Linked DNA regions of Homo sapiens: regions 1 and 2 are each linked to region 3. Evidence: read pairs that join two places in POLR2A ChIA-PET (ENCODE). Cell type or tissue: MCF 10A. All regions are shown on one strand.

The links. Peaks named below come from ENCODE experiments on the same cell type or tissue, not always from the same donor. Only the 100,000 strongest peaks of a DNase experiment are listed, where the experiment ranks them.
Region 1: POLR2A ChIA-PET joins it to region 3 with 14 read pairs; 5 of 35 experiments call an interaction of 5 or more read pairs at or near these places.
Region 2: POLR2A ChIA-PET joins it to region 3 with 38 read pairs; 4 of 35 experiments call an interaction of 5 or more read pairs at or near these places.

What each region holds. Positions count from the first base shown.
Region 1 is chr7:116,806,819-116,814,818 of GRCh38, reverse strand. LOC124901731 (a long non-coding RNA gene) reads right to left here and starts at 3,799. Exons shown (of 3, transcript XR_007060489.1): 1 at 3,717-3,799. In MCF 10A, a CTCF peak has its summit at 4,957 (motif pointing right); a DNase peak (open chromatin) is centred at 4,938.
Region 2 is chr7:116,687,814-116,695,813 of GRCh38, reverse strand. All of the region lies in intron 1 of MET (MET proto-oncogene, receptor tyrosine kinase), which reads right to left. It overlaps COMETT (cytosolic oncogenic antisense to MET transcript), which reads left to right and starts at 7,787. Exons shown (of 5, transcript NR_165033.1): 1 at 7,787-7,873. In MCF 10A, no CTCF peak of the experiment used is centred here; DNase peaks (open chromatin) are centred at 2,983, 3,923 and 7,703.
Region 3 is chr7:116,627,964-116,635,963 of GRCh38, reverse strand. The region is part of intron 2 of COMETT (cytosolic oncogenic antisense to MET transcript); the gene reads left to right. Among named protein-coding and RNA genes, the nearest start is that of MET, 40 kb to the left of the region's middle. RefSeq lists enhancers at 1,326-2,525, 5,434-5,553 and a silencer at 3,603-3,803. In MCF 10A, a CTCF peak has its summit at 2,028; DNase peaks (open chromatin) are centred at 2,223 and 4,853.

The DNA.
Region 1 (8,000 bases), 180 kb before region 3:
CTAGTCTGGAATTCCTGACCTCAAGTGATCCACCCACCTCAGCCTCCCAAAGTGCTGGGATTACAGGCGTGAGCCACTGTGCCCGGCGGAGTTCTACATTTCAAACAATGCTGGAGATGCCCTTTAAGATCTTTACGGTTCACTTTCTAAAAAGTGGGAAAATAAAGATGACCTTCTACTTTGGAATTTCGTGAGAGTTATAGCATGATAAGATTGGAAGAGCTACTCTTTAGAGCTGGAAAAACTGGGTTGAAATCTTGGCTCTGTTACTAGCTGATTAACGTGGATAAATTTTTAATCCATCCTTAATTTCAGTTTTCTTATCTCTAAAATGATCATACTAACACTAAGTGGTAAGCTATTTTGAGGATTAAAAAAATGATGTATATGAGTTTCAATGCCCGATGCATAGTAAATCCTTGGCTTTTTTTTCTCTCATAGCGCAAGTACCATGAGGAACTAAGCTTTATGTCAGGGGCTCACAGACACATTTGGTGTGGCCTGAGCAATTTTATTTTTTAAAAAATGGGTTGGCCAGGTACGGTGGCTCACGCCTGTAATCCCAGCACTTTGGGAGGCCAAGGCGGGCGGATCATGTGGTCAGGAGTTTGAGACCAGCCTAGCCAACATGGTGAAACCCCATATCTATTAAAAATACAAAAATTAGCTGGGTGTGGTGGTGCGCACTTGTAATCCCAGGACTTGGGAGACTGAGGCAGGAGAATTGCTCGAACCCAAGAGGTAGAGGTTGCAGTGGGCCAAGATCAATGCCACTGCACTCCAGCCTGGGCGATAGTGCAAGACTCAGTCTCGGGGGGAAAAATGGGTTAAGGCCAGGCACGGTGGCTCATGCCTGTGAACCTAGCACTTTGGGAGGTCACGGCAGGAGGATCCCTTGAGCCCAGGAGTTTGAGACCAGCCTGGGCAATATAGTGAAACTCCACCTCTACAAAAACATGTTAAAAATGAGCCAAGTGTGGTGGCATGCATCTGTGGTTCTAGCTACTCAGGAGGCTGAAGTGAGAGGGTCACTTGAGCCTGGTAAGTCAAGGCTGCAGTGAGCCATGATCGTGCCACTGCATTCCAGTCTGGGTGACAGAGTGAGACCCTGTTCCAAATAAATAAATAATAAAAAGGCCTAACATATATTTTAAAGTTGGGAAATTTTATATAAAAATCTGGTTAGCTGGCTTTTCTCAGAGAGAAAAACAAGAAGATGTGGTAACATTTAGCCTGAATTACTCAAGGGCCAATCTTGACTGGAGTTTAGAACTATGAAAATAAATATAACTTAGAAGCTGCTGGAGGCTGGGCGCAGTGGCTCACGCCTGTAATTCCAGCACTTTGGGAGGCCAAGGCAGGCAGATCACCTGAGATCAGGAGTTCAAAACCAGCCTAGCCAATATGGTGAAACCCCATCTCTACTAAAAATACACAAAATTAGCTGGGTATGGTGGTGGGCAATCCCAGCTACTTGGAGGGCGGAGGCAGAACAGCTTGAACCTGGGAGGTGGAAGTTGCAGTAAGCCAAGATCCCACCACTGCACTCCAGCCTGGGCAACAAGAGTGAAACTCCATCTAAAAAAAAAAAAAGCTGATGGAATCCCTCAAACACTTTAAGTCTTGAAAGAGATGCGACTGTGATCTGAGTCACATGTAGTTACAACTTCTGTTTCTCAGATTATAGATTAACTTGCTATTTTATTTTTCTTGTTCTGTACAGTGACTGGAGAGAATTAAGTGACGTCAGGGACAAAAACTTCCTGCTTTCTTAGTTAATGGTCCTTATTACAAATTAACTTTCCCTTTATTGTCCTACTTTGCTTAGAACACATGACAAAAATCTCATGACTCTTACACTCTCTGTAAAAAATGTTAAATGTATCTTCCCAAAAGAAATGCTGCCTGTAACATATTAAACTGCTGTAACTATGCATCAACCTTGTATGAAAAATGTCATAATCTTGCTAAAAACTCTCTGATTCTGTATGAATAAGTGAAACCTTAACTTCTCTATTTTGAAGCACTGATTCCATTCCTTTGGAGTTTGTGTTTCCATGTGGGCCATCTTCAAACTTTGTGCTTGAATAAACTCTCTTTAAATTAAACCCTGATCCTTTTGGTTATTTGAGGTTGACAGTACTGACTGTCTCCTTTAGATGGGGTGTACATGCTGTATTTTATCACAGCCCCCAGTATACCCTATTTTTCTTATTGGTTGGGTATCATAACTTTCCATAACCTGCCAGACTTCTATGGTTGTTTGTTTGAGATCCCTGGAGTTAAAAGTCCACCATCGTTAAGGTGTGTACTTGAAATTGTTTTTCTACAATATTGGGTCCAGGAAGACTCTCTAAGACCTTTTAAGGGTAGAGGACATAATGCCAGAAAAGACAAATATTTTGGATTACATACAGATTTAAAATTTTTATATGGCAAAAGACATAAACATAGTCAAAGGATAAATGATTGTCAGGAAAATAATTTGTAATAAAGACAAAGGTAAAGACAAAAGTTTAATCTTTCTTTCTCTTTTTTTTTTTTTTTGAGACAGAGTCTCACTCTGCTGCCCAGGCTGGATTACAGTGGTGTGATCTCGGCTCACTGCAACCTCCACCTCCTGGATTCAAGCAATTCTCCTGCCTCAGCCTCCTGAGTAGCTGGGATTATAGGTATGCACCACCACGTCCAGCTAACTTTTGTATTTTTAGTAGTTACAGGTTTTCACCATGTTGGCCAGGTTGGTCTCAATCTCCTGACCTCAAGTGATCTGCCTGCCTCAGCCTCCCAAAGTGCTGGGATTACAAGCGTGAGCCACTGCGCCCAGCCAAAGGGTTAATATATCTATTTTACAAGAAGAGTTTGCCACCTGCTGAAAGACAAACAATTGAATAAAAAATAGAGGAAAGAATAAAATGGGGCAAAGGCTGTGGAAAGGCAATTTAAAGAAATGCAGATGGCTACAAAACACATAAACACAGGAAGTCAACTTCTCTGTTAATCATGGAAAAGCAAATTATGACAACAGTAAGAAACCATTGTTTACTTATTTGGCAGTAATGAAAAAGAGTGCTGATGTCCCAAGCTGGTACAAAATAGGGAAATAAGTATTTTCAAATATCGTTGGGAGTGTGAAAAGGTGCAGCCTTTGGGGAAAACAACTTGCCTAATATCTAATAAAATACAAACAGTGTGTGATTTACTGACCCCACTTTTGGGACTGTATCCTAGAATAAAAGGCCAGTATATTAGATTATACGTAAAAGTTTTTTTGTAGTATTGTTTGTAACAGTAAACAAAATAAACCAAAAAAAAATACTGGAAACAGCCTGAGTGGATTGTAACAGCCATTCTACAGATGGTCAGGTAGCAATGAGAAAGACTGAATTATAAACTGGAGGAATACCTGTGATATGCTGCAAAGTCAAAATAAACTGTTGCAAATTATGTATACAGCATGATCCTATTTTTATTTAAAACTCTAAAATCAACATATGTGTATATCTTTCTATAAAAATGAGAGGCTTGTAAATATGGAGGTGAGAGAAGCTATGGGAACAGAGGGGATGCGGGAGGAGATTGTTAGAGTCTGCAAGAATGTTAGCTTTAAAAAAATCACATCTTATTTTGCACAAAGAAGGCATACATTCCTTATATAAAAAAAAGTCAAATAAAAACATTTAAAACATGTTTTTCTTTAGCAGTGGGCAACTTACATGTTCACTGTCCTGAAGCCCCTCGATCTTGAGGAAGCATAATGATAAAGTGCTTTCAGTCACCCAACAGTGAAGCTGTCTGCCCTGATTAGGGATCAAACCTTTGACTTTAGTCTCCACAGCACAAAGTTCCAACTGAACAAATACCCTCTGTTTACACATCATCATAGCAAACTCAGAGACTGCTTGCAAATTATGCAAATATACACTGATAAGAGGATCACACGCCTCCTTAGTTAACTATGCTTTTATTATATGTTAGGCCTTTGAGTTCAAAAACAATTATGATATTGCATTTCAGTATAGTATGAAGGTAAAAGTATACAGTCTTGGCTGCAGATATAATAAATATAATTGCCCCTTTTTTACTGATTTACCCAGTGTTCTTTAAAATGTGGGTTTGATGTCATGTAAGCCATATCTGCTATTGTCACAACCACCTATAGGTTTCAGATTAGTAAAGTCTTTGAAATATGACTCTCCTAAGCAGAAAGGAATCTGCAGCACTTGGCATAAAGATTATAATCTTTGGCCTTCCTGTGGTAAGATTTATAACTGTGACCTTAGGCTCTATTTCTTTTGGAGTGTAGTCACTTTAAGTTACCAGTGATGATTGCTTTGAGTTATTAGGTCAGCGTGAATTGCCTAATACAATGTCAGCTTCGTGCTTCCCAAGGGCTGGGCAGTATTAGGGACACGAAACAAAGTGAATTTTAATGTCCGCAGAAGGCAGTGCTCTGATATATGAGCCACCTCAGTAACAATGAATTTCCATGGCAGGAGATTTCAACACCAGTTCTTAACCTCTTCTATGTTCTCCATTCTTTAATTCATGAAATATTATGAGTTCATTTTTAATTAGGTGAAATAGTCTGAAACTAACTGGTAAAAGGGAGGAAAAGGAGGAGTTACATGCTAGCTTTACCTTAGGGGTAACTTTTTCCTGGAATGACAAAAAGAAAGAGTTATGTGAGTTAAACTCAATGCCCTCCAATTCTGTTAACGCACCTTGACCTAGAAGCTGAAATGAAGGCTTCCTCCCACTGAAGTTCAAAAATGAAGATTCATGTTAATACCCAGGTGGCAAGCAACAAAGGCAGGGTAAGTTTGGTTTTTTACTATTCAAACATTGCCTGCTTTCAACAATTAAGTCACCTACAGTGTAAGAAACCAGACCTTTCTTTGATACACTACATTTAAATGTGTTGTCAACACTAGATGGCACTCAAGGGTTGCTTTTCTAGCATGTTCCTCCAGTTCCAAAGTCCTTTGCCATTAATTACCTCCTTTAAAAAGAGCAAACATGCTATTTAAACAAAGGGTCCCTGTAGTTACTCTGTAGTTCTGTTTTTATATTTATAGTCATGTAATCAATATGTTGGAAGAGTAATTAATTTTTAACCTCAACCTATGGGGAGATCAAATGTTAGTGGAGTTAATGGATGGAACAGGCTTCATTATTCTAAAGTAATGCTAATGATAAAGCAGGGAAGAAAGTCAAGGGTTGTAAACAATCGTGCCATCAAACACAATCATATAAAGCAACAGTGCAGCGCGATCATGGGATGCTGACCTCTTGCCAGTCTTCTTCAATATGACTGTTGTTTCTGTTTTAGTTATCTAGACCCTCCTGTGTGAATGAAATAGTCTCCTAACTCATCTTTTAAGGTATTTCCTCTTCCAATTCATGCTGTTGGAGTTACTATTCCAAATAATAGTTCTGATTTTGTTGCCCCTCTGTTTTGAAAGCCTCTCCTCATTCCCCATTTCCTAACACCTTAGAGTGATATTAAAGGTGCATCTTGATTTGGGCTCTCTCTACACTCCTGGAGCATGCACCCTAGTTTCTAGATTCTTCATCCACAATATTTCTGCAGTGCTTACTGTGCGCCAGCCTGTGTGTTTGTGTTCTTCCAAGAGAGATAACCCAGTGCACAGCATTGAAGCATGTCCATGGGCACGAAGGGTTCTGGGTGGACTCACTCCCGGAAAGGGGTGCGTTGGCATGGCCAGAGCTGAGGGGCTGGAAGACCAAAAGAACAAAAAACTCATCCTCTTTATTCTGATTATATTTTCCTATTACTCCACCCCAGGCTTGAATTTCCAAACCTACTTCCCCAGATCATGAGAAAATAAGAGAATCATTCTGTTATATGCGGGGAGGCTTATAGTCAATTGTACACCAAGGCTCATCTTCAATACACGCATTACTATTTTTCCCAAATATTATTATATTCAGATGAATCTTTCTTGTTCCTTAACCATACTTGTACTTTTCTGACTTCATTGCTGACATGATCCACTCTATGGAGGATGTCCTTTTCCTACCTGTCCATCTGGGCCCAACTCAGAAGCATCTTCCACACAACCTTCCTCAACCCCTTCTATTATAAGGAAGGTTTGTAAAGTGTGTTGACTCAGGCTTTCCCTCCTCCTTCCTGAAGGGCAGGAAGCCATCTGGACCACAAGGTGACCTTGAGGATAGAAGACATGCCTTGGGATAGTGGAGTAGAGGGATGGGAGCCTGGGTCCCTGCCAACATCCTGCAGCTTCTACACCAGCCCCCAACTGCCCATCCTCCAACCTGTTTTGTGTAAGAGAAAAAGCTCATCTCCTGTAAGCTACAGTTGTTTTGGGATTTTCTGAACCTAATTCTGATATACACACTGTAGATTAATTGTGTGTCATTGCTTTTTTTGTTTTTAGGAACTTTCTCTAATTATGATAAGATCAATGCTTTCATACAAGTGTAAGCAGGAGTTAAGATGTTTAAAGGGAACAGGTAAATGAATGCACAATTTTCCCCTTTTAAAATAGAAGACAGGAGTGAATATAATTTGTGTAATTTAAGATGCAAACTTTGGAACAATTTCAATGAAATGAAATTCAGAACAGAGGAGACCTGTCATTTGGGATTACTAGTTGTGATCTATAATGATTTGCTATTGTATGGTCTTTGCTCACTATTACATTCAGTGGGGCCTAGATTAAATTGAGCTAAAGGAAGTGTTAGTTTTTTATTCCTTTGGTATGCAGGAGCTCAGTTGTCTTTTTTTTAGAACCAGAGATTAATTATATTTGCATGGTGGGAGTTGGTGAGGAGGGAGAGGATTTAAAAAAAAAAAGGAAGAAATTAACATTTGTTGGGTATCTTTAATAGGCTAGTAGCAAAATGTACATAATTTTAAAAAAATCAGCCAGGCACAGTGGCTCATGCTTGTAATCCCAGCACTTTGGGAGGCTGAGGTGGGCAGATCACTTGAAACCAGGAGTTCGAGACTAGCCTGGCCAACGTGGCCAAACACCGTCTCTACTAAAAATACAAAAATTAGCCAGGCATGGTGGCGTGCACCTGTAATCCCAGCTCCTCGGGAGGCTGAGGCGCGAGAATTGCTTGAACCTGAGAGGCAGAGGTTGCAGTGAGCCGAGATTACATCACTGCACTCCAGCCTCGGCGATAGAGCAAGACTCAGTCTAAAAAAAAAAAAAAAAAAAACAATTAGCTGGGAATGGTGGTGCACACCTGTAATCCCAGCTCAGGAGGCTGAGGCAGGAGAATCACTTGAACCTGGGAGGTGGAGGCTGCAGTGAGCTGAGATCAAGCCATTGCACTCCAGCCTGGGCCACATAGCAAGACCTTATCTCAAAAAAAAAAAAAATCTTTGTAGGTGATAACCTAGCATTTTATGACGAGATAAGTAAGGCCTCTTCAATCTCACCTCCCTGACCTCTAGGCACTGTTGTGCCCTAAGGCTGCATCCTTGGCCCTCTCTGGTACCGATCCCTAGATAGTCTCATTCTGGTTCCATGGCTTCATACCACCAAATGTTGATAGTTTTGTTGTTTATCTCTTATCTTTCTCTTTTTTCTCTTTCCTTCCTTTCCCCTTTTCTCCCCTCCTTCCTCCCTCCCCCTGCCTTTTGTCTCTCTTTCTTTCTCCCTGCTTTGGAATAAATGCCCCTTGGGAGCAACAGGCTTGGCTAGTATATTGCCTGCTGTATCTTCCTTCTTTGCAATAGCACCTATCACGTAGAAGGGTCTCAGTAATATTTTTAAACCAAATAAATGAAAAATTGAATTTGCTGATGGGCAAATGATGAGTAGATGGCAGAGCTGAGATAGGCACCTGGCCCTAACTGGCTTCAAACCTTTGTTCTTTTGATACAACTCCTCACTAACAGTCAACCAGGACTCAGGTCTTCTCTGGTATTAAAGCAAGAACAAGCAATTTTAGCTTAAAAAGTGAAGAATTTCAGTAGTGATTTGGTTAATTTGCGTTCCCTC
Region 2 (8,000 bases), 60 kb before region 3:
TATTGAGTGCTTACCATATGGGAAGCATTCTGCTAAACTCTTTGATTTACTCTTCATCACCACCCTGTGAAGAAGGAAGTATTATTATCCTTCTCTTCTAGATAAGCAAACTTGCTAAAATCACACAGTTAGAACCAAGATTCAATTCCACGTCTGGCTAACAAGAACCCATCCATGCTCTTAAGTGCTTCACTATGCCGAAGCAGCTTCCAAAGCGAGGTGGGAGCATGCACTAGAACAGAAGTCAGACAATCAGCCCTCTGATTCTAGCCCTTTCCCTCTCTAGCTGTGTGACTCCAGGCAATCACCCACCTCTGAGTCCCAGGGTCAGATATTCTCACGTGACCATTTTAAGGATCAAAAAGAGATCTCATCTCTGAAAGCACTTTGATCAATATAGAGTATATATAAATGCTTGCTATTTTATCTGTAATTCTCATTGTTTTGCAATGTACTAGCAAATTTTTGGTGCTGGTAGAGGGAATAACAAGGGATAGAAGAAAAGGATTAGGGACAATTTGTTGTACTAGAGGGCAAATACAAACTGTAAACCAAACTGCAAATATGTATCTAAACCATCTAGAGCACAATGGGAAAAATAAATATTATGTGAAAAGTTAACTGCACTTATCAATATGGTATCAGTGTATCTAACAAAATTGAGCTTAATATATAATTTATTGCTGTATTTTCTGTAGAAATTATAATGAAAGAAAGGAAACGAATTATTATTGCCAAAAGGGAGAAAAATATTGTAACCAATTTGCATGTTAGTTGATGTCCATTAATGCAGTGTGAAGTGTGAATGACATTTTTTCTTCTAGGCTTTTTGAAGGAGCCTTCAAAATAATCTGTAATCCTAGCACTTTGGGAGGCAGAGGTGGGTGGATCACGTGGTCAGGAGATCACAACCATCCTGGCCAATATGGTGAAACCCCGTCTCTACTAAAAGTACAAAAATTAGCTGGGTGTGGTGGCGCATGCCTGTAATCCCAGCTACTTGGGAGGCTGAGGCAGGAGAATCTCTTGAACCAGGGAATTGGAGGTTGCAGTGAGTTGAGATTGCGCCACTGCACTCCAGCCTGATGACAGAGCGAGACTCCATCTAAAAAAAATAAAAACAAAAACAAAAAAATTAGAGATATTATATTAAATTATGTTTTTAAAATAAGATTCATATCTTAAGGTTCGCACATAAGTCACACACTGTACTAAATCTCAGTGGACAAGAATCCAAGAAAATGTACACATGTAGAAATAGGCTTTTTGTTACTTCATTTGATGAAATGGAAAATCAGTGGGGAAGAAGAATATATTTTCTATTTAAAGAAAAACCCTCACAGAACACAGTTGGAGTTAGTACCTTAATCTCCTACACCTTCTTTACATTATCTGTTACCATATGGTGATGCCATTTTTCAAGTGAATACATCAAAAAAAGGTTAACTTTTTTAATTAAAGAAAAAAATGGGACTAGGGCCTATTGTCAGCAACAGAAATTTTAATTAAACTAGAGGTTTCTGTTTAAACCTCAGATAATGAGAAAATGTAATCACCAAAAACGCCCCATTTCCTTGATCATTCCCATTAATAAAGGCCCTTCCCCATTAACAAAGGTGTGTGTTGGTCAGATCAGATCTTTTCTGGGAAACGTTTTGTGTCCTTCCTAAGGAAAGGAGGGAGACCTTTTAGAAGTATTTGGCGCTGAGCTGGGCACTATGATGATAACTGCTAGTTAAATGAGTGACAACTGAGAGGCCAAGTGCACAGGCACTGGCCAGATTTTAGGGTTTAAATCCAATCACTGTCCATGTTACCTTAGGCAAGTAAGTCTAAGCCTGTATTTTCTCATCTAAAATATGGGCAGGATTATAGTACCTACCTCACTTGTGAGAGTTATTCTAAGGATTCAATAAGTTAATGCATGTAAATCACTAAGAACACTGCCTGGCACATAGCAGGTCAATGCATGTTCTCTATTGTTCGTACATGGCCCCCAACAAACACTTATAAGCATCTAAGTGTCAGATACTGTACAGAGTGCTGAAGATACAAAGATAAATAAAACGCTTTCCAAATGTCAGTGAGATCTCAGGCCAGTAGTGGAGATAGGCAGACTATAGTTTAAACTCAATGTAGAAATGTCTATGGAGGCCCTTAAAGGGGAACTTAACTAGGACAGAAAGTCACGTGGGCTTACCAATCAATCAATCATGGTGCTTTCCTCATAATGCATTCACAATTCTGAGGTCAAACACTGGAGAGGGCCTAGGTTTAGTTGTGGCAGTGCAGCTAATTATTTGTATGACCCAGGCAAGTCACCCAACTCCTCTGAGGTCAACTGCTTTCTTATTTGAAAATTATAATGCTGAACCAGCTGTGTGCTGGCTCATGACAGCCTACTATGTGCATCTCTTCCCAACTTGTGTTTCAGTGACCTCATCTTGGTAGCCTAAAATCAGCCATGGTGGCTGTATTGACACCATAGAAATTGGCAAACACTACAAATCAGGGCTTGTTATTAAAGCCCGCAGAGGGATGGTTATTAAATATTTAATGGCATACTCCTGGGTGGAACTAAAGAACTTCAAAGTGTTTTCCAATTCTAATAATTTTCAACTCTGAGATTGTTCCTCTATGATTACATTTTACACCAATGCCATTGACTTGGCATATTATTGCTTTCACTTCCTCATCTATGTAACTTGCCAGATCTGGCTGTGTGAGCATTTTAATATTTATATTGGTAGTGAAATACTCCAGAAATACTTTCACTTTTCATATATTTTTGTCCTGATATATTTATTCCCCCATGATGTGTCTGGATCAGGCTTTCAATATAGACTGTCTTTTCACTGTTTCTGTTATTTTTGCTTTCTGAAATAGAGCTAGCCATTTAACCAACTTTGAGTTCCCTGCTAAAAGGAACACGTAAAGATGATTCAAACAGACTGACTAATTCATTCTCTTAAAATGTTGTGCACATATCAGGTGAAAGTGAATCATCCATAAAACATTTCTTTATTTCTTTTCAGATGAAAGTTAAGGTAATATCACTGGCAAAACATTTCCTGGGAGTGATCATCTCAATGGCACCTTGGCCACTAAACTATTGATATTTAGGAGTACTTCCTTTAAAGAAGATGGCTGTTATTAATAGTTACAAATACCAGTTCAGCCTACCTTTAAAACCAGCGACTTAATCTGTCCACCATCTGCCCACCTCTGGTTTTCTCATTCAACTAGCTTACATTGGTCTTTTCATTTCCCAGAAATCTAGCGATACATTCAAATCTCTAAGTATTCATTGAGTAATTGTCAACACTATGACTGTCCTCATCATAAAAACATTGCAGAGCCTACAAAAATGTATATTGCATTCAAACACCGATTCCTCAGGAAAAAACCCAACAGAGGCAATAGAATAAGTTTCTTCTTAAGAGAGAGACTTTCTAAACCGTGACATAGGTAATTTTGCTTTCTTTAGGGATTAATTTTCTTAGCTGTCATAATTTATAACTATGTAGATAGCACTTTATAGTAAATAGATATGGTCAGCTCCATCATCTCTTCTAATCATGATTACCTTATAAGGTAAGCATTATCCTGTGTTTCCAGATGACAAAACTGAGGTTCAAAGAGGAGAAAATATTATCTGAAATCTACTAAATGAGCAATTCAGTTCTTCTGAGTGTATTTCTAATTGTTTTAAAATGTATGATCCTTATTTGAATTGTTTTAAATTATTTGCATTTCCTGGAAAAGATTTTTATTCCAAAGGCACAGTATTTTAATAAATACCTCTTTTTACCTTCCCAGAATCCACTGTCTCTTATACCGGCAACTCTTTTGAAAATTCTCCCTCTCCTATCTCCTGGGACTGTCAATCACATGGTCTACATCTTTCAACACAGAATGAGTGTGCAAACCAGGCTGGCCTTTCAACGAACTCTGTTCTCTTGACACGGAGCTTGGTCAGGGTTGAGTATGTGGCCAAAGCAAGGCCAAACAGAATCTCTTTGGAGATTTAATATGGATGCTGGGAGAGGGCCTCTTTCATTCTGACAGCATGAGCACTAAAGATGATGTTAACTTGGGATGTCTGATGCCCATCTTTGCCACTATGTGGAGAAAGCCAGCCTGAGCATGAAACTGACCCAAGAGGCCAGAGAGCCCAGACACGGAGGGAGGCAGGCTCCTGATGTGATTGTCTGAGCATCTGTATCCAGCCATGTCTTAAGCTAAGGCGAGCCAGTAAAATTTCTTCTTTTCTTCCTTATTTCTTTTTTTAAATAAGTTTAAAAATGATTCTTTCATTCCTTGCTCCTGAAAAGGTCCTGAGCTAACAATGTCCAGTAGACAATACTACAAACTTGAGTTTAAACACAAAGTCAAGTGCATAAAACCAACTTTACGTAAAATATTCAAGTAATTGGGACAAAGATGGTCTCTTTATTTACTTGAATAATTACTTTAAATATTTCACTTTGCATTTGAGAACATATCTATTAGTTAAGATTTCTGAGGTGGTATACTAGTATTTTCTTATTATATAATTCTAAAATCTTCTACAATATTTACATAAGATAATCTCAAAATGGAAATAATGGATCTAAGTAAAGAGTTAAGATATAGAAACTGGAAAATATTTCAACATTGCTTTTAAGTGCAAGAAAGGGATTTATGATGATGGAATATGGCTGAGGCCCCATATTAAGGAAATTACAGTCATAAAAATAGCCATGGCTAAATCTCCAGGAAGACTTGCCAGAGTGAAATCTTAGGGAAAAATCTTAGCCCTGTCCACATTTATATTATGTTTATTAACTTTAAAAGTAGGTCTATTAAAATAAAGTTAAGATTCCAATAGAAGATTCCTAATGACATTTAAAATACTGTATTTATAAACACTCACTGTTTATGAAGAATCATATTACATTATATCATATGATATTAATCAAGTATTTGGGAGCACCCATTGCATGCCACGTACTTGACTAGATACTAAGAGTTTCTTCCCTCAAAGAGTGTACAGTCCGTGGATTTGAAGATAACAGGATAAACTCCGAAATCTAAATGTGCAACCTAAATGGAAAAGTGGATAGATCCACTGGGCTGAAAGCAAATTTGTAAACATGCTTAGTTGAATGCTTGATTCTTATGCCTAAAGACTTAACAGTTAGTGTTATGATCATCAAAAGCACCTACATTTACTTTAAAAAGATAAAACAATAGGCCATGTCAAAAATCCCTTCTATCGTAGCCAGACACTACCTTGACAATGGTTTCCAACAGTGAATCGAAGGGACAGGAGGAATCTTCAGAATTTTTCAGTGCATTCAACTGCTCTTTGGTATAATCACATTTAAACAGCCCAAAACATTCTGGAGACAAGGTGGAGTGTAGTGGAGAGAGTGTGGGCTTTAGTGTCAGACAGACTTAGATGGGATGTGAATATGGCCTTTTTCACTGACATGCCTTCTGATTTGAGTGTCAGTTTCTTATATTCAAAACGTGGGGATAATGATATACATCTCATGGGTTGGCCATGAGAGTTGGAGATAAACTGTGAGAAACACTGTCCTTCAGTTATGCAGCACACCCTAGCATTTAATAATAGCTACTATGCTTATTATCCTAACTTGTGTTTTGGCCAGTTTTTGCCTGCCCTCATAAAAAATGAGGAAGTTGGCACAGTCCCTTGGGTGAGACCACTCCAAATACCTGGTGACTGTTTCATCACTTTAGTCCTCTCATCTAAAGTTTAAATAGTGTTATTTCTTCTTTTCCCACCCTTTAGCCATCTTGTGGTTTTCCTCTAACCTCGGTTCAAGTTCTTGAAGCCCTTCGAAAATTGCCCCCCAAGACAGAAGCCACAGTAACAGCCTCCCATACTAGAGAAGTAAAAACAAATAGGAACCAGTATTTTAACTCTTTAAAAAAGAGTTAGCTCAGGCCAGGCACTGTGACTCACGCCAGCAATCCCAGCACTTCAGGAGGCTGAGGCCAGACGATTGCTTGAGTTCAGGAGTTTGAGACCAGCCTGGGCAAACCCCATCTCTACAAAAAATAAAAAAATTAGCCAGGCATGGTGGCATGTGCCTATAGTCCCAGCTACTGTGGAAGCTGAGGTGGGAGAATCACTTGAGCTAGGGAGGTTGAGGCTGCAGTGAACCGTGATCACACCATTGCACTCCAGCCTGGATGACAGAGCCAGACTCTGTCTCAAAAAAAAAAAAAAAAAAAAAAAAAAAGAGTAAGCCCATATCCCAACTGAGATTTAGCAAGTAAAGATATAGGATGCTGAGTTAAATTTGAATTTCAGATAAACAGTGGATAATTTGTTTAGTATAAGCATGTCCCAGGAATGTATTTTATATGACAATCCTAGTCGTCAGCAAATGGGGAAAAATAAGGGAACAATAATCTTTTTTACCCACAAAACTCACATTAAAAAGATTTGGGCCAAATCTATTTATCTGTTGGGGTAGAATGTTTTTAAAGCTTTCTGTGGTATATATGTATTGCAAAACTGCATAGCATTTTTTCATTTGGGTTTGCTTCTGTGCATCTAAAACATGTTTTAAAAGTTCCTGGCAGGTGGTTTTAAGTGTCATATGAAGGTATAACTATATGAAAGGGAGTAAAGAAACTTTTTCCCCTCTATAGTTGTACTGTATGTGGCAGCCTGTCATTTACATGAAATTTCTGAAACAGAAAAGGTATTCCCAGATTGATTTACATGCTTTATTTATAATAAATGAGCTTATTAAAAAATTCAAATACAGGTGGCTATAGGAGATAAACAAGTTAAGCTTTGTACAGGAATGATTTGCATGTGTTATAATTAATGTTTCCAGGGGGTGCTCTAAACGGTTTCTTGATTATTACACAAATGTTGTTTCTTTGACAGATAGTGCTTTTATTCAGATTCTTATCTGTTTTTGCATCCCCTCTTAGTCCTATAATCATTTAAAAAGTTGAAAATGGCTGCCTGTTAGCATAAGAAAAAGCCAATTGTGCATTTTCTAGTTGTAACATATGATTGAGACTATTATCCAACTCTGATATGGCAAGAGTAAAGATAAAAAGAATAGAATGCCATTATATCCTCAAGATTATCCTTTATAAATTCATATTCTGTCAGCAAACATCTTTGTCCTTTTAAGAATGGTTGAAAGTACTCAACTTCTTGGAAAGAAGAATAAATGGACATTTGTTTTTACCATTGTACATAATGTAAAAAATATTGTTCAGAAAATACATTGAACTCTCAGAGCCCTGATTGACAGATGGGCTTTTGTCCCATTAATAAATTGTAGGTCAGACAAAAATGTTTCATTGCCCTTGAAAGTGTGAAGGTTGAACTTCCCCAATGTAAAGAAAGTGCTAAAATGCATGAAAACTTATACAAGTATTTGTTTTCGTATTTTTCAGCCAAATGGATGGACATAATTTTGTGATTCAGACTGTGTAGCAGTGTTACCAGTTTTTGTTCAATTAATCCAGGAAGACTGAATAACATAAATCCGCAAATCACATTTGAGAAACATCTTTCCAAGTCTATATATTAAAAAAAAAAAGAGGCAATCAACCTTTGCCAGTTGCATTCAAATACTGGGTTTGGAAAGGATAAACCGACTGAATAGTCAGAATGTGAACCACTGAAGGGAGACAAGTTGGAGAGGAAGCTGGTACATTACTCACGAATGAATCAGACATCCCCTCCCTCCGTGTTTGAAAATGTCCTCGGCATAAAGCATGGTACAATTCCAAACGAGGAACTATGCTCAGGATTGGATTTATATGACTGATCAGTTTCCTCTGCTGTTATCGAAAGCAGATATCAAATGGCTGTGGAGGAATGCAGGTGGTGAGTGAACCCCATTCTTTTCACAGTGGCTGTCACACAAAGAAAGAGAAATCAGCACCCAGGGACAGAGAGACAAAGGGGAGAGGTGTGAGGGTGCCAAAGGCCAAGCCCCCTCTAGTCTCAAAAT
Region 3 (8,000 bases):
CCCAGCTACTTGGGAGGCTTGAAAATTGCTTGAACGCAGGAGGTGGAGGTTGCTGTGAGCCAAAATTACACCGCTGCACTCCAGCCTGGGCGATAGAGCAAAACCCTGTCTCAAGAGCACGAGAACCCACTTACTTACCACCCAAACTCACCTCACCTATCTAATTTTATGACTTAGCCCTGTTTCCATCTCTCCTTAACAGACTTTCCCTGATTCTTCTTTACTCCCCACCTGCAGGTGGATCAGTAGGCAAAATCAGCAAGTGTTGTAAGGTCAATGAGGGTGGTGATCCAGGCAAGGGCTGCGTGAGTGGTATGTTAGGGCCAGAGTGGAGCGGGGAGAAAAGAGGTTGCTCTCTTTCCATACCCCCGTTTAAATTTATTAATTTTTAATTTTTAATTAATTAATTAATTTGAGACAGTGTCTTGCTCTGTTGCCCACGTTGGAGGGCAATGACTCCAGCTCAGCTCACTGTGACCTCTGCCTCCCAGGTTCTGGCGATTCTCATGCTTCAGCCTCCCAAGTAGCTGGGATTACAAGCTTAGGCTACCGCGCGGGACTAACTTTTTGTATTTTTAGTGGAGACGGGGTTTTGCTATGTTGACGAGGCTTGTTTCGAACCCCTGTGCTCAAGTGATCCACCCATCTTGGCCTCCCAAAGTGCTGGGATTACAAGCATGAGCCACTGCTAAAATTAGATAGGTGAGGTGAGTTTGGGTGGTAAGTAAGTGGGTTCTCGTGCTCTTGAGACAGGGTCTCGCTCTATCACGCCTGGACTCATATCCCCAATTAAATCACTGAACTTATCAAAATGTTTCTTCATATATTTTATAGTGATCTTAAATATATAACTTTTTTTGTGTGTATTTTCCAAGGCCTTACTCTTAGGGGGAAAAAAGGCAGAGAAATTACATAACTTTGCTTGCTAAACTTTAAAATACATTAATTAAGTAGAACTATCATTCAGAAAAGTAGAGAAATGAGTAGAAATAGCAATGGCTATTTAAAAGAAGTGTAGAAAAGCTTCCTGAATTAGGAAATGGGTTGCAATGTTCAAAAATATAAAGTGAGCCATAAAAACTTTTCTTCTATATATTAGAACACATGTTCTTTCACTAAGCTGGGAAAGATGAACTACAAGTAGATTTCCACAATAGTACGTATTGGGATATATTACATGTCAAACTGTGTCTCTACCATCATAAATACTGATATATTAACTTCAGGCCACTGTTCAAGGCACAGTGCGAGTGTAGGAGGGAGCCTGGGACACAGATGAAAGGGCTGAAAAGATAAGCTGTCCTGATCCTTACATTTGCTTTCCACCTTCCATTCTAAACTCATGGAGGCAACCAGGGAAGGGCAGGAGGTATACATACTAGAAGGTAGAAAATCAAGGTGAGATTTGGAGGACCTGGTCTTAAACTCTTAAATAAAATATATTAGGATATTTAGGCTGTTTAGCAGTTTGATCAGTTAACTAAGTAATTGTAGTGACATAAGTTACCAGTTTTGAGGACAGGTTAGGGAAGTTGTTGAGTGTGCACATACACATGTGCAATATTAGAGACATATTTTGCATTTAAAGGGGAAAGTATACATTAGCAAAAATATAAATCATGGAGAAATACACAAGCTATGCTATCAGCATAAGCAACACTGACCTAGATTCTTATTTTATTCTTCATATCCCAACAGCTGACATGAACACAAAATCCTATTCAAGGTCATTGGAAACTTTGAACTTGAGTTGGCTCTGGGAGGACATTAGAAAATGCAGTAATTGCCCCCTGAGTTCCAAAAATTTAGTAAGATTCAAAACTGATAAGTATTTTTTTAAAAATAAAATCTCAACTTATTATATCCTACCATTGGGCTATCCCAAAATTCATTTTTTATAAATTGAAACAGTGACTTTACAAAAAAGAATGGAACAAAGAGGCCGCAAGTAAGAGTTTGCTCTTTAAAATCCTTGAGAAGCTAATTTCCATGCCGAAGATAATGTTTCAAAGAGATTTCTTTTCAATGTGTTTTCTTAGGAGGGCAAGATTTCAAAGAAAATTAGCAAAGCAAGGTGACTGTGATGCTGCCATCTGGAGTTTTCAATTAGCATTTCTGACTAATAAAGTTTGGCAAAATTACTCACAAATATTTCCAGAGTTGAGAAATAATCTTGCGGCACTTTCTGTTCTTATTTTTAGGACATCAAGGCGTGTAAAATAACACAAAGAGGTTTGCAAAGTCCAGCTGAAGGGAGCCGGAGCGTCCTGTTTTTACCATCACGCTTCGTTGTTCACGTTGCTTGTGTGTAAAACAGGGTACAGTATTTAGAAACGGTGAAGGAAATGACTGGCCTAAAACTCTTGTGATTCAGTGACTCAAGGATGATTGACACTGTGTAAAAACAGGCACATTAGACCAAGAGATAATTTGAAACCTTATTATTGGGTATTGTTTTTAAAAATTAAACCTATAGACATGAATAAAATGAAAAACTTTATAAGCACAGCTTGTGGAACTGAAAAGGGCCTTAGAGACCATCACTTCCAACGGCCTCATTTTACAGGAGAGAAATCTGAGGACCAGGGAAACCAAGTGACTTTTCTGGGGTCACATGGAATGTCAACAGCAGAGCTGTGAAGGCGTTCAGGTCTGCTAACCTCCCGGCTATGCTCATTCATGGAGAGTGCTTCGAAGAGTGTTTGCAACATTTAGTCACAGTTTATCTTTGGTTAATTCCACATTTACTCCTATTTTTAATGTGTGTGAAAATGGCCCAGATTCATATGATTTGTTGCAGGTCAAACAGATATTAAGAAAAACTGCCAAGCTTGCACCGCTTATGTATAGTTATTTGTTGTGTATGTGCAAGTGTTTGTATGTGTGTGAGCACATAAGCATAATCTCTTTATCTACCATTCCTACATCCAAAAAGCTCTGAAAATTAAACTTTTTCATAAATTTGTGACAAATTCCAGTGGTGCAAAATCAAATCTAGTGTGAACTTATGTGAAGATATTTATAGACTTCACCTACACCAGCCAGTGTAACCCCTTATAGATTTCATTTTAGAAATAGTAATCTGTCTGATTATAGGGTACTACCCTAGATTATCTGAATATGATATGTAACATATGATACTTAACATAGGTTCTATATAATTGATTACATTTTAAAATCCTGAATAATTCTGAATTCTGTTCCCAGTAGTTTTGGATAAGTAATCGTAGACCTTCAATTAGTCCATAATGTAATTTCATTACATTAGTTTAGGCAGTTTTGGCTTATAACCATGCAACTCAGAAAATTCTTTACATATGTGATTCCCTTGGTTTCAAAATATGTGAAACCAGGGGGATTAAATGAGATAAACAAAGTGCTGTCTATGTGGTTATAAATATATAAAAATGAGGAGCTTAGTTTCATCACTACTATTTGTGGTCAGGAAGCCCAGGGTAAATTCAGTGTTTAGTTGTGACAAGTGCCTCATTCCAAGTTTCTGATAAAATCATCTGTCTCCTTTTCCTTTTCCTCCCCCTTTTTTGTAACTTTTACTTTATAGCCTTCTTTTATGTTTTTTTAAATTCTAAGCTGTATCAAATGTTAGCACATATGTGGGGAATGAATTAAAGATTTTCTACCACAAGTCTCACAGTAACTCTGTGTTCTGTTATTTAATCCATGGTGAAATTGAGGACTAATCAGTCAACTAATGTTTATAGTTTACAGTTCAGAATGTGTATGCTGAGTAGGCTAAGTAGGTTAGAGTTTACATGGATTTGGCCAAATTTGACATGATATATTCTTTCTTTTTATTGTAACCCTTATATTTAACCAAAGTCTAGATAAATGCAATGTCCTTATAATCTGTGTTCAGTCTCAACAACATCGACTGCTGAGCCCCACAGCACTGGATTTAGTCCCAGCTGGAGTTCCAGCTTGAAGGGCAAACTCATAACAGGGCCAGGTCTTTCCTTGTTTATAGGAAACTTCACCAATTGAAAATTTTGATCTGTCATATACTGTCAGGATAAATACACACACACACACACACACACACACACACACATATATATATACACACACACACACACACACACACACACCGCAGATGGGTGAGAATTGAACATCTTGAATTTTTCATTGTCCCTAGTCAGGATACTAAGAGTATATTTTGTAGATAAAAGTCATCCTTTTTGGTGTGCATTAGTCCCATCATAATATCACATGTGTTCCTAGTTATGTAAATTCAATTTTCAGATAATCAAGTTAAATGTAAGACATTTGCTTATTGCAATATATGCAGATCTCAGTGGAGGAGGGTGTTCCCTTCTTTTGTCAATAGTCCCTATAATATGGCAGTTACTTGGATTGTATTATTTAAAGGGCATGCATGATGTAATCCAACCCTGTCTTTTTACCACCAGATCAAACAGAAAATAGTAGGATCTAATGGAAAGATACAGGACTAAGAATCAGGTCTCATCTGGCTCTGTGACCTCAGACAAGCCAAAGCTTCTCTGGGCCCCGGTTTCTTCTTTTACAAAATGAAAGGGCTGTATTAGACTACCTTTAAACCTTGTTCAGCTCTAGAATGTTACAATTCTATGAGAATGACCATTAATAAGCTCATAGTCTGTTTTGGATCTTCACTGGGAGGAGAGCTCTAAGTATGGGACAGCTTTTCTTTGCTGGAGAATACACTTTTAAGCTTGAGACTCTGAAATGACTGGTGGAAAAGGGAGAGGCTTGCACCGGTTCAAGAGAGCCTTCTTTTCCCTAAGGACACGTGCTGTAGTCTTCTGACTGTTTAATGACGCAAGGGGAGGGGCGCGTCACAGCAGCTGAGCCTGTGGCTCTGACTTGGCAACTGACTCACTGGCGTCCTGGCTTCTGAACCTTGGAAGAGCCCATAGAAGCGGTAGTGCTGAGTCCAAGAGTATAGAGAAGTGGGCGGAGTGGACACTACCTGCTTTGTGGCAGAGCAAGCTCAGGTCTAGGAGAGGTGGTAACGGTGAGGCAGTGAGCATGGAGTCAGGTAAAAGAGGACCTTGTGAAGGAAGAGGATAATAAGCTTTGCATAAGCAATGCATGGAAAATGGACCCTGAATGATTAGACAGTAGACGCCTTTAAGGAAAAACTCATTTTGTGGATTACCTCAGATGTAATGGATATTCTTTACATCATACATAAAGATGAACTGTTTGATCTGTTTATCTACTACAGTCAGAGCACTAAGGTTTACTGAGTACTGTTGGCATATACTGTGGAAAGTGCTCTATATTCATTAGGTCTTTTAATCACATAACCATAGGAAGTAGGAATCATTATTCCCATTTTACAGATAAAGAGTCCGAGGTTTAGGTGACTTACATAATGCCCAATGACACACAGTGTTTCTTCTCTCCTGTGGAGACAGTTTGAATTCACTTTGGCTAAGTGAAACTGAAGGTAGCAGTCAGTGAAACCTGTCTCTTCATATGAGTGAAACCGAAGGTAGCAGCCAGTCAAATCTGGCTCTTTAGATATAGAGAGAAATTTAAATAATTTTTTAAAAAGTTTAACTCTCTCAGCTATGCTTGACTTCAGTACTCTGGTCTTACTAGGAACTGAACATTTTTATTTTAGTAGTCAGTCACTAAACATTGATTGTTTCTCCCCCTTTTCATTTCTGCTTAAGAATTCTAATCTACTCCCAAGGCAAATGGATACCTTTGGCCAATCAAAGAGAAGGTCAAGTAAAATGAAGTGTGCAATAAAGAAGCACATAAATATATTTCAGAAAAAAATGTAAGTTACAGTTTCTACTGTTGCTGGTCTTTGCTTTCGTCTGCCTTTTAACCCTTTCATGGCACGGTTATGAAGTCTCTTAGTTATCAAACTATGATCTTCAGGTCAAATCTGGCCATCTTATTTTGTATGGCCCATGAGCTAAGAATAATTTTTACAAATAAATATTTGCAATTTATTTGATGATAGGGAACTCTAACTTTTTTTTTTTTTGAGACAGGGTTTCACTCTGTCACCCAGGCTGTTGCCATGGTGTGATCATGGCTCACTGTAGCCTTGACCTCTTGGTGCTCAGGTGATCCTCCCAACTCAGCCTCCAGAATAGCTGGGACTGTAGGTGTGTGCTCCCACACCCAGCTAATTTTTCTATTTTTTATAGAGATAAGGTTTTGTCATGTTTCTCAGGCTGGTCTCAAACTCCTGGGCTCAAGCCATCCACCCAGCTTGGCCCTGCAAAGTGCTGGGGCTACAGGCGTGAACCACTGGGCCCAGTTAGAACTGTAACTTTAAACTCCTGATTAAGTGAATTTCATTCTTTTCATTAGTAGACCTGTATTCCAAAAGAATTGTACCGAATTGTTATAATCACTATATTTTGAATTTTACCAATAAAAATGTTGTGAAAATATATTTTCTTTCTTTTTATGTAAGTGTCTATGTACTATCCTTGATTTTGCTTCTTGGTCCACAAAGTCTAAAATATTAACCATCTGGCCCTTTAAAGAAAAAGTCTGTTGACCTCTCTCCTAAGGCATGAGGCTACAGTAAGAGATTTCTCTGTGCAAAAACATGCCCTGAAGAGGCAAACTCGGTAAGGTGAACAGAGGATACTTCCCTTCTCTTCCAATAATTGGCAAGAAACAGCCTTTGTTCCCAGAGAAATTTTAGAGAAACATGAAAACAAAACAGGTTTCAAAAGTCTCTATGCTTTTTTACCTTTCTTTAAACAACTTTCTTCTAAAAAACCTAACCAGGATTGTACAGACAGACATTCACTGGGCCGGTGCTCACACTATGCTAAGGAAGTTAATGTGTGCCCAGGCTAAATCATAGTTAGAAACAAATGCAGCCAGCCAAGTCAGGCATGATTCACGTCACTTAAGTACAAATAGCTTAAAGGGCACCTGAACTAATTCACAACTAATTAAACTCTTACATTTATTATCATCTAAATCTAAAACTTAGGTGATCTCTTTGGTGGGCTGTGATTTTTTCCTAATCACTATTAATATTTTTGACTTCAGTTAGCAATCATAATACTAGATGTACTTACTTTGATTTTTTAGAAATAACTCATATTTCCTTTCATTACTCCAAATGGTGAAATGTGTTTTGTTTTCACTTTTCACATCATACATTGATCCATTTAATATATAGGTTAGTATTTAATTGTGATAATAATTGGTCTTTACTTGATGAAGTAAATTTTTTTGTTTATCCCTTTTAGGTATCATTATAATTGTTTCATGGTTAATATTGTATGGGTTGGTGGCACTGGTTTGGTGCATAAATAATAATGGAATTACTTCATCTTTAAGTTTTTGAGATTTTTACTTAGTAAATACTTGTAAAAGTTTGATTTTTTTTTCCTGCTGGGATACTTATAAACCGTTTGTGATTTATATTTCATTTTTGCTTTTTATCATTTTACTTTCTGAACATCTGTTTGATTATAACAATAATGCTATAATACCATGTCAGTCACTCCAGATTTGGCTAGTGCTCTAATGCAGGTTGGGGATGCTTCCAATACTGCAGAGAATCTCCGTTAGAGGCGTGTCAGTGGATAAAGTTGTTAAGCCTGCTCTGACATTTCCCAAGAGCTCCTCAAGGTTCTGTGCTCCCAACCTACAGAGACTACAGTTTTGATCCAAGGGGAAAAATTGACTTAACTGGTACATTTACATTTTTATGATTGTGTCTCTAAAGCTTATTACCTTAATAATTCCTCCCATATGCCCACTGCTTTTCAGAGTCAGTGCAATGCCTATATTTTGTAATCAAGTTTTCCCTTTTAGATGCCTGTCATTTTTCATGGAATTCTGAAGCCTTCTACATTAGAGGAAGATTATGCATGAAAGGAACTGAGCACAGAGCATGACACATAATAAATGCTCATTAAATGGTAGCTGTTATTGCTTGACTTTATTTTGATTAAAATCCCTAGGTAGTTTTATAGAAATTTGTGGTACTATTTTTACATTGAAAT